Linked DNA regions of Homo sapiens: region 2 is linked to region 1. A link is a contact called in ENCODE Hi-C or POLR2A ChIA-PET data. All regions are on one chromosome and are shown on one strand. The core of a region is the stretch at or near the end of the contact, and the rest is flanking DNA. Distances in the headings are between cores, read along the strand shown.

Region 1 (6,918 bases), core at 1,132-3,631:
ACCTGGGCAACATGGCAAAACCCTGTCTCTACTAAAAAATACAAAAATTAATCAAGCGTGATGGCACACACCTGTAATCCCAGCTACTCAGGAGGCTGAGGCATGAGAATCGCGTGAACCTGGGAGGCGGAGGCTGCAGTGAGCCAAGATTGCACCACTGCACTCCAGCCTGGGTGATAAGAGGGAGACTCCGTCTCAAAAAATCAATCAATCAATAAAAGTCTCAGTGAGCTAGGAGTGAAAGGAAACTTCCTTAATTCAATTTTAAAAAGCTGTCTGGAGCACAGCAAAGTTCATTGTCAATGGCAAAGTATTATAAAAGCATTGCTATTAAAGTCAGGAAATAGGCAAGGATACCTACTGCCACGGTTACCTTAAATTCATGTCCTCTCAAATGCAATGAGAAATGAAAAAAAAAAAAACGTAGAAGGTATAAGCATTGGAAAAGAGAATCTCCATCTCCTACTATCTGTAGCTTAGCTGATTACCTACTTAGAAAACCCAGGCGAATCCACTGAAAAATTACTCCCGTCCCAAAAGAGGGCTATGGGTGGACCTAGCTTTTGGATCTGCACCCACAAATGCATTTGCTTACTTGTTTTTCTTTTTTTCTTTTCTTTTTTTTTTTTTTTGAGATGGAGTCTCGCTCTGTTGCCCAGGCTGAAGTGCAGTGGCGTGATCTCGGCTCAATGCATGCTCCACCTCCTGGGTTCAAGCCATTCTCCTGCCTCAGCCTCCCGAATAGCTGGGACTAGAGGCGCCCGCCACCATGCCCGGCTAATATTTTGTGTTTTTAGTACAGACGGGGTTTCACCGTGTTAGCCAAGATGGTCTCGATATCCTGACCTAGTGATCTGCCCGCCTCCGCCTCCCAAAGTGCTGGGATTACAGGCCTGAGCCACCGCACCCTGCCGTTATTTTGTTTTTGAAACAGGGTCTCGCTCTGTCTCCCAGGCTGGAGTGCAGTGGCATAATCTCGGCTCACTGCAACCTCCGCCTCCCCGGCTCAGGCAATCCTCCCCCGTCAAGCTCCCAAGTAACTGGGACTACAGGCACTCGCCATCATCCCCAGCTAATTTTTGTGTTTTCTTTGGTAGAGACGGGGTTTCATCGTATTGCCCAGGCTTGCTTGCTTGGTTTTCTGATTCCCTAGAATGCGGCTTCTCAGAACCCCTCAGCGCTCCCTGCTCCAAATCTAGGCGCCTGGGTGAGGCATTCAAGGCTTTTCTGGGTCTGTCCAGTCTGATACTGGATGCTGCACCCCTCTGATCTCAGACAGTCAGCTCCCTCACCTCCCAAATATGCCACCCTCAGAGCCTCAGTCCCCTGGAACCTCAGCTCCGAATGCCTGCCATCCTTCCCAGGACCGCTGAACAGGGGGGCCAGGAAGGCAGATGGGAGGACTCAGGAGGGGGACCCAGACACCAGAGGCCTGGGCCAGGAGGCAGGGAGGCCCAGTCTGAGCGGATGAGGGGAGGGACACTCGAGAACAGGATGGGGCAGGGCCATCCCTACCTGATGGTGTCCTCCAGGCGCCCCTCCCCCAGGAACTGCAGGAACATGGCCTGGAGGTCGCTCCAGTAGAGTCTGCCCTGGTGGAAATCCAGGTCAGGCTCATAGTTGACATCCTCACTGACCACCAACACAGAGTCTCCGCACGCCTGGCAGGACCCTCGGAAGGCGACGTAGCCCAGTAGGAAGGCTGGCGGGTGGCAAGATGGGGATTCTCTTTATGCCCACCTCTGGACCCCAGAAATCTCCCCCAGCCCAAGCCCTTCACTTCTGGGGAGGGGGACGGCTCTCACCCCCAGTGAAGATCAGCAGGGCCGTCAGGACCAGGTAGGGGGCAGCCCTCCGTCCTGCTGCCGCCCAGGGAATGAGGTTTGGCTGCCTGGGTCTAGAGCCCAGGGGCTCAGGGCCCCTCAGCTCCATGGGGCAGAAGTGGGCCAATGTCTCCGCCCCCTCCTCCCCGTCTTCCTCTTCCTCCTCCAGGTGCCCTTTCCGGGGGCCTTCCACACGCTGGTAGACGGTCTGAGAGGATCTTGGGGACAGTTGTTGCTGTGCAGGCGAGGTGGGCATGAGATTGGGGCAAGAGGCCTGGGGGGTGGGGAGGCATCTGGCAATAATGAGGTCAGTGACTTGGGGGTGTCAAATGAGCATGGTGGTGGGGGCGTGGGGGAGGGGCAGGGGTGGGAAGAAGCGAGGTCAGGACACGGTCCAGGAGGGGCCAGCCTCAGGGGCTTGGGAGGGGGCTGAGGGACTTAGAGAGAAGGCCTAAGGGGTCTTCCCAATCCCACTAGTCTTACCGCTCTCTGGAATAGACCCCAAAGCCGCTCCATGCTTGTGTCCCCTCCTGAAGCCTGCAGGCTGTCCCCCAGCGATAAACCGATAAACCGTTTGTGGGAGCCCTAGGAGGGCCCCTTATCAGTCCTGGCAGGCAGCCTGAACCAAGGCTGCTCCTCACCACCCCCAAGGGTGGGGGCACAGTCCTGGCCTCAGTCCAGCCTTCCAGACGTGGCCCCCGGGTCCAGGCCAGAGCACAAGGGGCTGTGCTCTCCCCTGCCAATCTCTCCACAGCCCCACGCCTGCCTCCTCCCTGCAAAACAATCAATTTTTTGACCTTGGGGCGGACTTTGGCCTCCTAGTTCCCATCAGGGGTGGGGGAAGGGGGCCGATAGTGGGGGAGGGCAGAGACATGGGTGCCCCCTCCCCTCTCCTGCTTTTACCCCTCCCTGGATCCTGGGGACCCCTTCCTAAGCCCCGCCATGCCCAGGTGGAAGATTCACCCCTAAGACATCTGCCCCTTCCTCATCTGGCCTTCAGAGTCCCCCAGTGCCCCGGTCCTGTGACATATCAGCTGTCCTCCCTGTCCTGACACTTGCCCCAGTGGCATTCTAAGCTGGAGGCACCACAGTGGTGTGACTTGGGGGTCTGGTCTGGTGGTGTGCATGTGTGTCTCTTTTGAAAGGTCGTTCTCAGACTCCTGCTGGCTGCTGGAGAAGGAGGGGCACAGGTGGGAGCACATGGTCAGATGAGACCAGCGAGAGCTCCCAGATAGGGGTCCTGGGGTCAGGGATATGTGGGTCAGTGGGGAGGAGTGATCAGAGTCCCCGCCAAGGTGTGGGCAGAGCTGGGTGACCCTGGACAAGTCATGGTCCTCCCTGGGCACCGGCCCGTTTGGTCACCGAAGGACTTGGATCACATGGGTTTCTACCTCTTTGGGTTCTGAGGCTGATGAAAGGCCAGTTAGCCTCACCCCAGAAACATGTCACAGGCATAAACTGCTAAACAGGCAGGGGGCGCAGGTCCCCAAACCCTTCCGAGGGCCCCAAGACAAGTAGCTCTGAAGAGGAGGGCTCAGGGTCCCACCAAGTTTCCCTTTCGGGTTTCCCCTGGGAAACATCAGCTCCTACTCAGGTCCAGAGAAGTTCCGAGCTGCTGGGATGCACCAGCGCCCTAGTCCCCGCCCCATGTCTGTCACCACCAAGAGCCCCAGGAAGGAAGGCATAGCGCATCTCACCTGAGCGCAGGTCCTGGGGTGCTCAGGCGTGCTGCTCCCCTGAGACCTAAGGCCTACGCTGAGGCCCCGCCCACCAGGCCCCACCTCCTGTTCCGCCCATCCAGGCTTCACCTCCTGCTCCACCCACCTCCTGCCACACTCACCCCAGGCCGTGCCCCTCCACTGCACCCTGCAGCCCCTCCCACCTCCCACCACAACTGTTAGCCCCCAGCAACTCCCCCAACCCCCGGTCCTCGTCATGTGGCCCTCCCTGGGTCACAACCCCTAGGAAACCTGAGGAATCCATGGCCCCTGGGGCTGTGTCCCAGCACCCACTGTGGGATCGGCATGGGTGTAGAAGTGAGACTCCCTCCCCTCACCTCCCTCCAGACCCCTGTGCCCACTCCCCACCCCACGGAGGCCAAACTTTTTTTTCTTAAAACATTTTTACTTCTTTCAACCCAGAAACATCACCATTAATGAGGACAAGAGGGAAAGGAGGAGGGGGGCAATGTGGCATGGGGGTTAAGGGACTTCCATCTGAGCTTGGGAGCAGGTGTGTGGGGAGGAGTGCCATCAGGGGCACTTTCGCTCCACGCACTGCTTCCCGCCCTCCTCATATTCCTGCTTGGAGATCCACATCTGCTGGAAAGTGCCCTGGGTGGAGGGGGTAATATCAGGGTCAGGGTGGCCTTGGAGGGAGGTGTGGACAGGCAGGTGCAGCCCCTGGGAATCCTCCAACAGGCCCCAACCACCCCTTGGGTTCACATCCCTCTGAAGCCCCTCCCCACCTCATCCTCCCCTCCTCGGTCTGTCCCCTTTCATATTCAGAGGGAGAGTATCCTCTTCATATCATTCAATCAATAATTCATTCATTCAACAAGTATTATTGAACAGCAGTCTCTGCCCTGAGCTAGGCCCTGTTCCTGAGCTGGGGGGATGGCACGCACAGCCCCAGGCCAGGCAACCTGCACCTGGCACTCAACACCCCCTACACACACACAGTCCTTCCCCACCAGGTGTCCTCTTCTCACTCCATCAGGGCTTTGGAACACCGCCAGTCTCCCTCTTTCCCAAGGAAGATATTCCCTCCACCTCACCATTCCAACACTGTGGCACCCCATCTGCAGCCTTCGGCATTACAACTTGCCCCTTGAGGGTTCCTGCAATGAGCATCTCAGAGTGTCCCTTCTCTCTATTTTTTTAAAATTTTAATTTTAATTATTTTTATTTTTATTTTATTTTTTTGAGATGGAGTCTTGCTCTGTCGCCCAGGCTGGAATGCAGTGGTGCGATCTTGGCTCACTGCAGCCTCCGCCTCCCAGGTTCCAGCGATTCTCCTGCTTCAGCCTGCTGGGTAGCTGGGATTACAGGCGCGTGCCAACACGCCCGGCTAATTTTTGTATTTTTAGTAGAGACAGGGTTTCGCCATGTTGGCCAAGCTGGTCTCAAACTCCTGACCTCAGATGATCCGCCCGCCTCGGCCTCCCAAAGTGCTGGGATTACAAGCGTGAGCCACCGCGCCCAGCCTAATTTTTATTTTTTGTAGAGATGGTGTCTCACTATGTTGCCCAGCCTGGTCTCAAACTCCTGGGCTCAAGTAATCGTTCCACCTCAGCCTCCCATAATGTTGGGATTACAGGCGTGAGCTACCACGGCTGGGCTTCTTTGATCTTTCTCAGCCTACACACATGTGCTGTCCAATGCAGTGGCCACTAGCTTCCTGTAGCTCACCAGCCCTGGTCCAAATTGAGACGTGCTCTAAGTGGAAAATACACACCCAATTTTTTTGGGTTTTTTTTGAGACAGGATCTTGCTCTGTCACCCAGGTTGGAATGCAGTGGCACAGCTCACTGCAGCCTCAACCTTCCAGGTTCCAGTGATCCTCCAACCTTGGCCTCCCAAGTAGGTGGGACTACAGGTATGCGCCACATTGCCAGTTGCTTTTTAAATTTTTTGTAGAGATGAGGTCTCGCTTTGTTGCCCAGGCTGGTCTAGAAATTTTGGGCTCAAATGATCCTCCCGCCTTGGCCTCTCAAAGTGCTGGGATTACAGGTGTGAGCCACTCCACTTGTCCAGGATATATTATTAATACTTAATTTCAGGCCGGGCATGGTGGCTCACACCTGTAATCCCAGCACTTTGGGAGGCCAAGATGGGCAGATCACTTGAGGTCAGGAGTTTGAGACAAGCTTAGCCAACACGGTGAAACCCCATCTCTATTAACAATCCAAAAATTAGCCAGGCGTGGTGGCTCACGCATGTAATCCCAGCTACTCGGGAGGCTGAGGCAGAAGAATCGCTTGAACCCAGGAGATGGAGGTTGCAGTGAGCCAAGATTGCTCCACTGCACTCCAGCCTGGGCGACAGTGAGACTGTCTCGAAAACAAAAACAAAAACAAAAAAAGGAAAAAAACAAGAACTGTGTGGCTGACATGCTTCAGCCCTGAGCTAAGTTCAGACTGCCAGCCTCTGTCTTTCTGACCCTGGTTTCTGTCTCCCTGGGGGACTTCCTTTCTCGTGGATGTCCTCCTTGTCTGTCATGGCCCCACTGTCCCCTCTGTGTGACTGATACCCTCCAGATGCGGGTTGCAACTCCAGCTCCCTGCTCAGTACCTTCCTTCGAACCCAGCAGCAGGTCCAGACTGAACTTACCACCTCCTGCCCCAGAACCAACCTGCCTGCCTCCTTTACTAGTTGCCCCTTGCTGTCCACCCCATCCCCACTGCTACCCATGCTATGACTCCGGGACAATCAAAACAGCCTCCTTGTAAGGTCCCCTTGACCCCAGCTCATACCCCGACCCCAAAGACTCATGCCTGGCAGTCTTTCCAATCATGCCTGCATTGCCACATCACTCCCTTGCCCCAAAACATCAGGGTCTCCCCTCTGCTGACTGAGCACAGTGGGTGTATCACCAAAATCTCATCCTGACCAATCTCTCCAACTACCTGTCCCTCTACTCCCAATTTTTTTTTTTTTTTGAGAGTCTTACTGCGTCACCCAGGCTGGAGTGCAGTGGCACGATCTCAGCTCACTGCAGTCTCCGTCTCCTGGGTTCAAGAGATTCTCCTGCCTCAGCCTCCTGAATAGCTGGGATTACAGGCATGCACCACCATGCCTGGCTAATTTTTGGATTTTTAGTAGAGACAAGGTTTCGTCATGTTGGCCAGGCTGGTCTCGAACTCCTGAGCTCAAGTGATCCACCCGTCTCGGCCTCCCAAACTGCAGGGATTACCGGCATGAGCCACTGTGCGCAGCCTCTTCTCCCCAGTTTGTAAAAGTAGAGATGGGTCTTGCTATGTTCCCCTGCTGGGTTTTCAACTCCTAGCCTCAAGCCATCCCCCCACTTCAGCCACCCAAAGTGCTGGGATGACAGGTGTGGGCCACCATACCGGGCCCCTGCCCCCCGATTTGTG
Region 2 (6,918 bases), core at 1,843-4,342, 65 kb after region 1:
CTATAGATCAATTTGGGTTTTTGTTGTTGTTGTTTGAGACGGAGTTCGCTCTGTTGCCTAGGCTGGAATGCAGTGGTGTGATCTTAGCTCACTGCAACCTCTGCCTCCTGGGTTCCACCTATTCTCCTGCCTCAGTCTCCTGAGTAGCTGGGATTAGTACCAGGCACGTGCCACCACACCCGGCTAATTTTGTATTTTTAGCAGAGACGGGGTTTCACCATGTTGGCCAGGCTGGTCTTGAAATCCTGACCTCAAGTGATCTGCCCACCTTGGCCTCCAAAGTGCTGGGATTAAAGGCGTGAGCCACCATGCTTGGCCCCTATAGATTAATTTGAAGAGAATTGGTATCTTTACTATAATATGTTGGATCTTCCAATTCAATCCCAATCTTGTGGTTAATGAAAGAATCTGAAGTAAAGGAAAGAACTATGGGATTGAAATGGGGTGCTGGGAGCAAATTTCTCTAGAATCTGAACTCTCTTCAACCTTTGATCAAATGGGGTCAGACTCCATCCTAGGGAACTGAGAAGGGCCTGGGAGACATAAATATGCCAACTCACCTGTGTAGGTTTACAGTTTACAACATTACCTTGGGTTTCACAACTCAACTGCAAGAAAGGAATTAGCATCCCCATTTTTTTTAAACCAGTGTTTTCATATCCTTTATTCCCAAGTCAGTGTATTTGTCAGTTTGAATGTTACATGTATGATAAAACAGATTATGAAAAGCATACTAACGAGAACATTATTTTATATAACTGATCATTGAATATGCAACCTCTTGCAACAATAACTTAATGGACCCAACTCTACCTTCTAAATGGACCAATTTTATGATTCTCCTAAAATGTTTTGAGTTGGGTATAGTTTCTTGTTGCTTCTTCCTGTGATCCAAAGCTTAAAAATGAGGCTGGGCACAATAGCTCAAGCCTGTCATCCCAGCACTTTAGGAGGCCAAGGTAGGAGGATCACTTGAGATCAGGAGTTTGAGACCAGCCTGGCCAACATGGTGAAACCCCATCTCTACTGAAAATACAAAAATTAGCCGGGCGTGGTGGTGCACACCTGTAATCCCAGCTACTCAGGAGGCTGAGGCAGGAGAATCGCTTTAACCTCAGAGGCAGAGGTTGCGGTAAGCTGAGATCGTGCCTCTGCACTCCAGCCTGGGCAACGGAGCGAGACTCCGTCTCAAAAAAAAAAAAAGGAATGAATCTCTGGAAACTAGCAATTAGAGCCAGACCTCCCTAGGACCAAGGAGACAGGAGTTGGAGAAAAAGACACTACAGGTGATGCCCACAGTCTCAAGCACTGTGGCATATGCTTGACCTCAGAGCATTCCAGTACTCAAGGTCAAGTGTGGCACCATCCGTATATCCTGTCATCGCAAATGCCCGCAACTGCTACAATTAACAGGATATGGGAGAGAGGAGGCACATCATGTGAGGAGGAATGAATCGCTCCCAACAATTATGTGAACATTTCGAAAATTTCTTTTTTTTTTTTTTTGAGATGGAGTCTGGCTCTGTCCCCCAGGCTGGAGTGCAGTGGCGCGATCTTGGCTCTCTGCAAGCTCCGCCTCGTGGGTTCACGCCATTCTCCTGCCTCAGCCTCCCGAGTAGCTGGGACTACAGGCGCCTGCCACCATGCCCGGCTAATTTTTTGTATTTTTAGTAGAGGCGGGGTTTCACCGTGTTAGCCAGGATGGTCTCGATCTCCTGACCTCGTGATCCGCTCGTCTCAGCCTCCCAAAGTGCTGGGATTACAGGCGTGAGCCACCGCGCCCGGCCAACATATCGAAAATTTCAATACCAAGGATTAACTTCTAAAATACAACTTTATATGCTAGTGCATGCCCGTAGTCCAAGCTGTTCAGGTGGCTGGGGCGGGAGAATTGCTTGAGCCCAGGAGTTCAGGGCTGCAGTGAGCCGTGTTAACGCCACTGCACTCCAGCCTGGGTGACAGAGTAAGGCCCTGTCTCAAAAAAATGAAATAAACTGGCCGGGTGCGGTGGCGTGCGCCTGTAATTCCAGCTACTCAAGAGGCTGAGGCACAAGAATCGTTTGAACCCGGTAGGCAGAGGTTGTAGTGAGCTGAGATCACACCACTGCAGTCCAGCCTGGGCCACAGAGACCCTGTCTCAAAAATAAATGCATGCAAGTTTGTAGACAGAAGCTATACAGCTAGCCATTCAATAAAATGCATGTGCAATATGGTGGAGCTGTTGTGAACATCCCCATTTGAATGCTGGGCAAACAGAGTAGTTCAAGGTCCCCAGTGCAGCAGGTCCTACTCATTTCAGAAGGGAACTCTGCAGAAACTATGCCCATCTGGGCAGAGCCCCCACTCCACTGGCCTGAGAGCCACGAATCCGGCGCGCGTCCTCCCCACCTTGCCCGCCAGGGGGCGGCAAGTCCCTGATCCGGGGTCGCCTGCTGCAGAGCTGGTGGGAGATGGTTGAGGGGCGTGGGTGGGTCAGCGTTCCTTGGGGACCCGTGAAGCCTGGGCTTAGGGCTCACAGCGTGGGTCCCCAGCACAGACAGGAGGCGGACAGCTTCCCGTGAACTGCAGGGGAGTCCCGGGACGCTGTCCTCCAGCGAGGTGGGGACCGGCTATGTCCCTCAGTTCCCCCTCGGTCCTCGGGCCACAGGGACATTAGACTAGGGGGTCAGTTCTGCCAGCCCTGCCCAGGCCTCTTCTGACCAGAGGAGCTGCGACGGACGCGGAGTTCAGGCCCCTTGGCGACCGCGGTCTCCTGAACTCGGCCCCTTCCCTGCTCCCATGGGGAAGAACCCTGCCCCTAGAACAGCCTCCCCTCCAGGTGTCTTCCCTACGCTACCCCTCCGCCGGCCGGGAACTCCGCCAGGCCTAGAGACGCCGACCCGGCCCTTTCTAGCTCCTCCCCGGCTCGGACCTGGTTCCCGCCCTCGGCCGCCCGCCAGTTCCCGAGGCGTACACGTGTAGATCCCGTCACGCCCGGAAGTCTCGCGTTTCTCAAACGCCTCGCGCAGTCGCCCTTGCGCTCAGGGAAGGGGCGGGGCGAACGGAAGCCGGGAAGGCGATTCATAGCTCGCGGGGTACGGGCGCGCGTGCGCACTCCGCAGCCCGTTCAGGACCCCGGCGCGGGCAGGGCGCCCACGAGCTGGCTGGCTGCTTGCACCCACATCCTTCTTTCTCTGGGACCTGGGGTCGCGGTTACTTGGGCTGGCCGGCGAACCCTTGAGTGGCCTGGCGGGGAGCGGGCCTCGCGCGCCTGGAGGGCCCTGTGGAACGAAGAGAGTAAGCACGGGAGGGGCGGCGGAGGGGCGCGAGTTTGAGGGCGACGCGATGAATGAATCGGAACGGGGGGTGGGGAGACGCGGGATCTGGAGGTGAGTGGGAGAGGACGAGGGGCCGGAAGGAAACAGGGACATCGAGTGTGTCCCTTCTCGGGTGCACCCTTTATTTTTGTTTTTGTTTTTGTTTGAGACAGAGGCTTGCTCTGTTTCCCAAGCTAGAGTGCAGTGGCGGGCGCGATCACGGCTCACTGTAGCCTCGAACTCCCGATCTCAAGCGATCCTCCCCCCTCGGCCCGGGTAATTAAAAAAATTTTTCTTAAGACAGGGTCTTGCTATGTTGCCCAGGCTGATCTCAAACACCCGGGCTCCAGTGATCCTCCCGCCTCGACCTTCCAAAGTGCTGAGGTTACAGGCGTGAGCCACTGCCCGGCCAGGTGCACCCTTTGTACAGGAAAAGGGGTAGGAAAGGCTTCGAGGTCCCTCTGAGCCCTCTGATCGCGTCCCTTTCCCACGCCAGGGCACACAGCATGGCAGAAAACCGAGAGCCCCGCGGTGCTGTGGAGGCTGAACTGGATCCAGTGGAATACACCCTTAGGAAAAGGCTTCCCAGCCGCCTGCCCCGGAGACCCAATGACATTTATGTCAACATGAAGACGGACTTTAAGGCCCAGCTGGCCCGCTGCCAGAAGCTGCTGGACGGAGGGGCCCGGGGTCAGAACGCGTGCTCTGAGATCTACATTCACGGCTTGGGCCTGGCCATCAACCGCGCCATCAACATCGCGCTGCAGCTGCAGGCGGGCAGCTTCGGGTCCTTGCAGGTGGCTGCCAATACCTCCACCGTGGAGCTTGTTGATGAGCTGGAGCCAGAGACCGACACACGGGAGCCACTGACTCGGATCCGCAACAACTCAGCCATCCACATCCGAGTCTTCAGGGTCACACCCAAGTAATTGAAAAGACACTCCTCCACTTATCCCCTCCGTGATATGGCTCTTCGCATGCTGAGTACTGGACCTCGGACCAGAGCCATGTAAGAAAAGGCCTGTTCCCTGGAAGCCCAAAGGACTCTGCATTGAGGGTGGGGGTAATTGTCTCTTGGTGGGCCCAGTTAGTGGGCCTTCCTGAGTGTGTGTATGCGGTCTGTAACTATTGCCATATAAATAAAAAATCCTGTTGCACTAGTGTCCTGCCATCCCACTGCCACTGATTCTTTCCTGTGTAAATTCTGTGTGTGCCTGAATAGGGATGGTAGGAAACGCTACAGGTATCTAGGTGAAAGGGGAACCCAAGTGTTTCTTGCCTCTATAGAGAGCATAGATTATGCTATGAGCAGTGTAACAAAACAGTACAGTGCAGAAACCCAGTCATCCCAATGTTTGTTTGTTTGTTTGTTTTTTGAGACAGAGTCTCACTCTGTCACCCAGGCTGGAGTGCAGTGGTGCAATCTTGGCTCACTGCAAGCTCCACCTCCTGAGTTCACGCCATTCTCCTGCCTCAGCCTCCTGAGTAGCTGGGACTACAGGTGCCTGCCACCACACCCTGGCTAATTTTTTTGTATTTTTAGTAGAGACAGGGTTTCAGCGTGTTAGCAGGGATGTTCTCGATCTCCTGACCTTGTGATCCACCCATCTCGGCCTCCCAAAGTGCTAGGATTACAGGCGTGAGCCACCGTGCCCAGCCCCAATGTTTGTTTTAAAGATTTTCGTCTTCTAGTTGGGTGCAGTGGCTCCAGCCTGTAGTCTGAGCTACTGGCGGAGGCTGAGGCGGAAAGAGTGCTTGAGCCTGGGAGTTTGAAGGTGCAGTGAGTTATGATCATGCCACCTGCACTCCAATCTAGATGACATACTGAGACCTAGTCTATGCAAAAAAACCACTTTTTTTTTTTTTCTGAGATGAAGTCTTGCTCTGTCACCCAGGCTGGAGTACAGTGGTGCCATCTTGGCTCACTGCAACGTTCGGCTCCTGGGTTCAAGTGATTCTCCTGCTTCATCCTCCCCAGTAGCTGGAATTACAGGTGAGTGCCACCACGCCCAGCTAATTATTTTTGTATTTTTTTAGTGGAAACACCATGTTGGCCAGGCTGTTCTCGAACTCCTGACCTCAAGTGATCTGCCCGCCTTGGCCTCCCAAATGCAAAAAATTTTTGAAAACTAGATGGGTGTAGTGGTTTGCACCTATAATCCCAGCTACCTCGTTAGCTGAGGCAGGAGGATCGCTTGAGCCCAGGAGTTCAAGGCTGCAGTGAGCTGTGATCACCGCACTACACTCCTCCAGCCTTGCTGACACAGCAAGACCGTATCTCAAAAAAAAAAAAAAAAAAAAAAAGGAAGCAAACTAAGACTTCAGGACCTTCTTAGTGTCAGGCTCCATGGTAGGGACTGACAAGTGGCTTCATTTAATTCCTGGACCTGCAGGGCCTACCTAGATGATACCCGGGCTTTCAGGTGCAGAGCCCTTCAGACCCTTTTTTTTTTTTTTTTTTTTTTTTGAGACAGCTTCACTCTGTCATCCAGGCTGGAGTGCAGTGGTGCGATCTCAGCTCACTGCAACCTCTGCCTCCTGGGTTCAAGGGATTCTTCTGCCTCAGCCTCCTGAGTAGCCGGGACTATAGGCATCCATCACCATGCCCTGCAATTTTTTGTATTTTTAGTAGAGAAGGGGTTTCACCATGTCAGCCAGGCTGGTCTCAAACTTCTGACCTGAAGCGTTCTGCCTGCCTTGGCCACCCAAAGTGCTGGGATTACAGGCATGAGCCACTGCGCCCGGCCTTCAGACCCTTCTCACTGGGCTGCTCCAGTGGCGAAGGAACCCCTCACTCCAAATAATTACTGGGCACACAGGTAATACTTTCTGTTTGGATATTTGTGGGATGACCTGATTTTTCATATTTATCAAACTAAAGTCAACTAAAGCAATGTTTATCAAAGCGGGTTGTGACCCATTTGTGGGTCACAGCTTCTTAAAAAAAGAAAAAGCCAGGCGCGGTGGCTCACGCCTGTAATCCCAGCACTTTGGGAGGCTGAGGCGGGCAGATCACGAGGTCCAGAGATCAAGACCATCCTGGCTAACATGGTGAAACCCTGTCTCTACTAAAAATACAAAAAATTAGCCAGGCGTGGTGGCACATGCCTGTAGTTCCAGCTACTCTAGAGGCTGAGGCAGGAGAATCGCTTGAACCAGGGAGGCGGAGGTTGCAGAGAGCCGAGATTGTGCCACTGCACTCCAGCCTGGGCGACAGAGCGAGTCCGTCTCAAAAAACAAAAACAACAACAAAAAAAATAAGGCTGGGTGTGGTGGCTCACGCCTATAATCCCAGCACTTTGGGAGGCCGAGGCAGGTCAGTCTCTTGAGCGCAGGAGTTCGAGACCAGCCTAGGCAACATGGCGAAATCCCATCTCTACAAAAAATATAAAAAGTTATCTGGGCATGGTGGCACAAAACTGTGGTCCCAGCTACTTGGGAGGCTGAGGTGGGAGGATGACCTGAGCCCAGGAGGGGGAGGTTGCAGTGAGCTGAGATCACGCCAGTGCACTCCAGCCTGGGCGACAGAGCAAGACCTTGTCTAAAAAAAGAAAAGAAAAAGAAAAAAGAACCCAAGTTTTAAAAAAAGTGCAACTTAAATGGTGGTGTTTTTATTGCAGAT

Evidence for each region. Hi-C counts contacts between places; a loop is a spot of excess contacts on that map. ChIA-PET counts read pairs that join two places held with the same protein, here RNA polymerase II (POLR2A). Pooled maps may share reads with other maps.
Region 2: a pooled map shows a loop between it and region 1 (2.2-fold over the local background). The contact joins the promoter of POP7 here to the promoter of TFR2 in region 1. A Hi-C loop is called at or near these places in 20 of 168 maps with a recorded cell type or tissue (B cell, CD4-positive, alpha-beta T cell, CD4-positive, alpha-beta memory T cell and 15 more), 24 of 37 single-sample maps with no recorded cell type and 28 of 50 pooled maps. POLR2A ChIA-PET finds 5 or more read pairs at or near these places in 34 of 52 experiments (A549, A673, B cell and 27 more).

What each region holds. Positions count from the first base shown.
Region 1 is chr7:100,639,171-100,646,088 of GRCh38, forward strand. TFR2 (transferrin receptor 2) reads right to left here and starts at 2,382. Exons shown (of 18, transcript NM_003227.4): 1 at 2,307-2,382; 2 at 1,806-2,058; 3 at 1,516-1,702. The coding sequence starts at 2,339. ACTL6B (actin like 6B) reads right to left here. Exons shown (of 14, transcript NM_016188.5): 14 at 3,927-4,156. The coding sequence ends at 4,076.
Region 2 is chr7:100,703,029-100,709,946 of GRCh38, forward strand. POP7 (POP7 ribonuclease P/MRP subunit) reads left to right here and starts at 3,093. Exons shown (of 2, transcript NM_005837.3): 1 at 3,093-3,276; 2 at 3,793-4,458. The coding sequence starts at 3,803. The coding sequence ends at 4,225. RefSeq lists an enhancer at 2,432-2,701.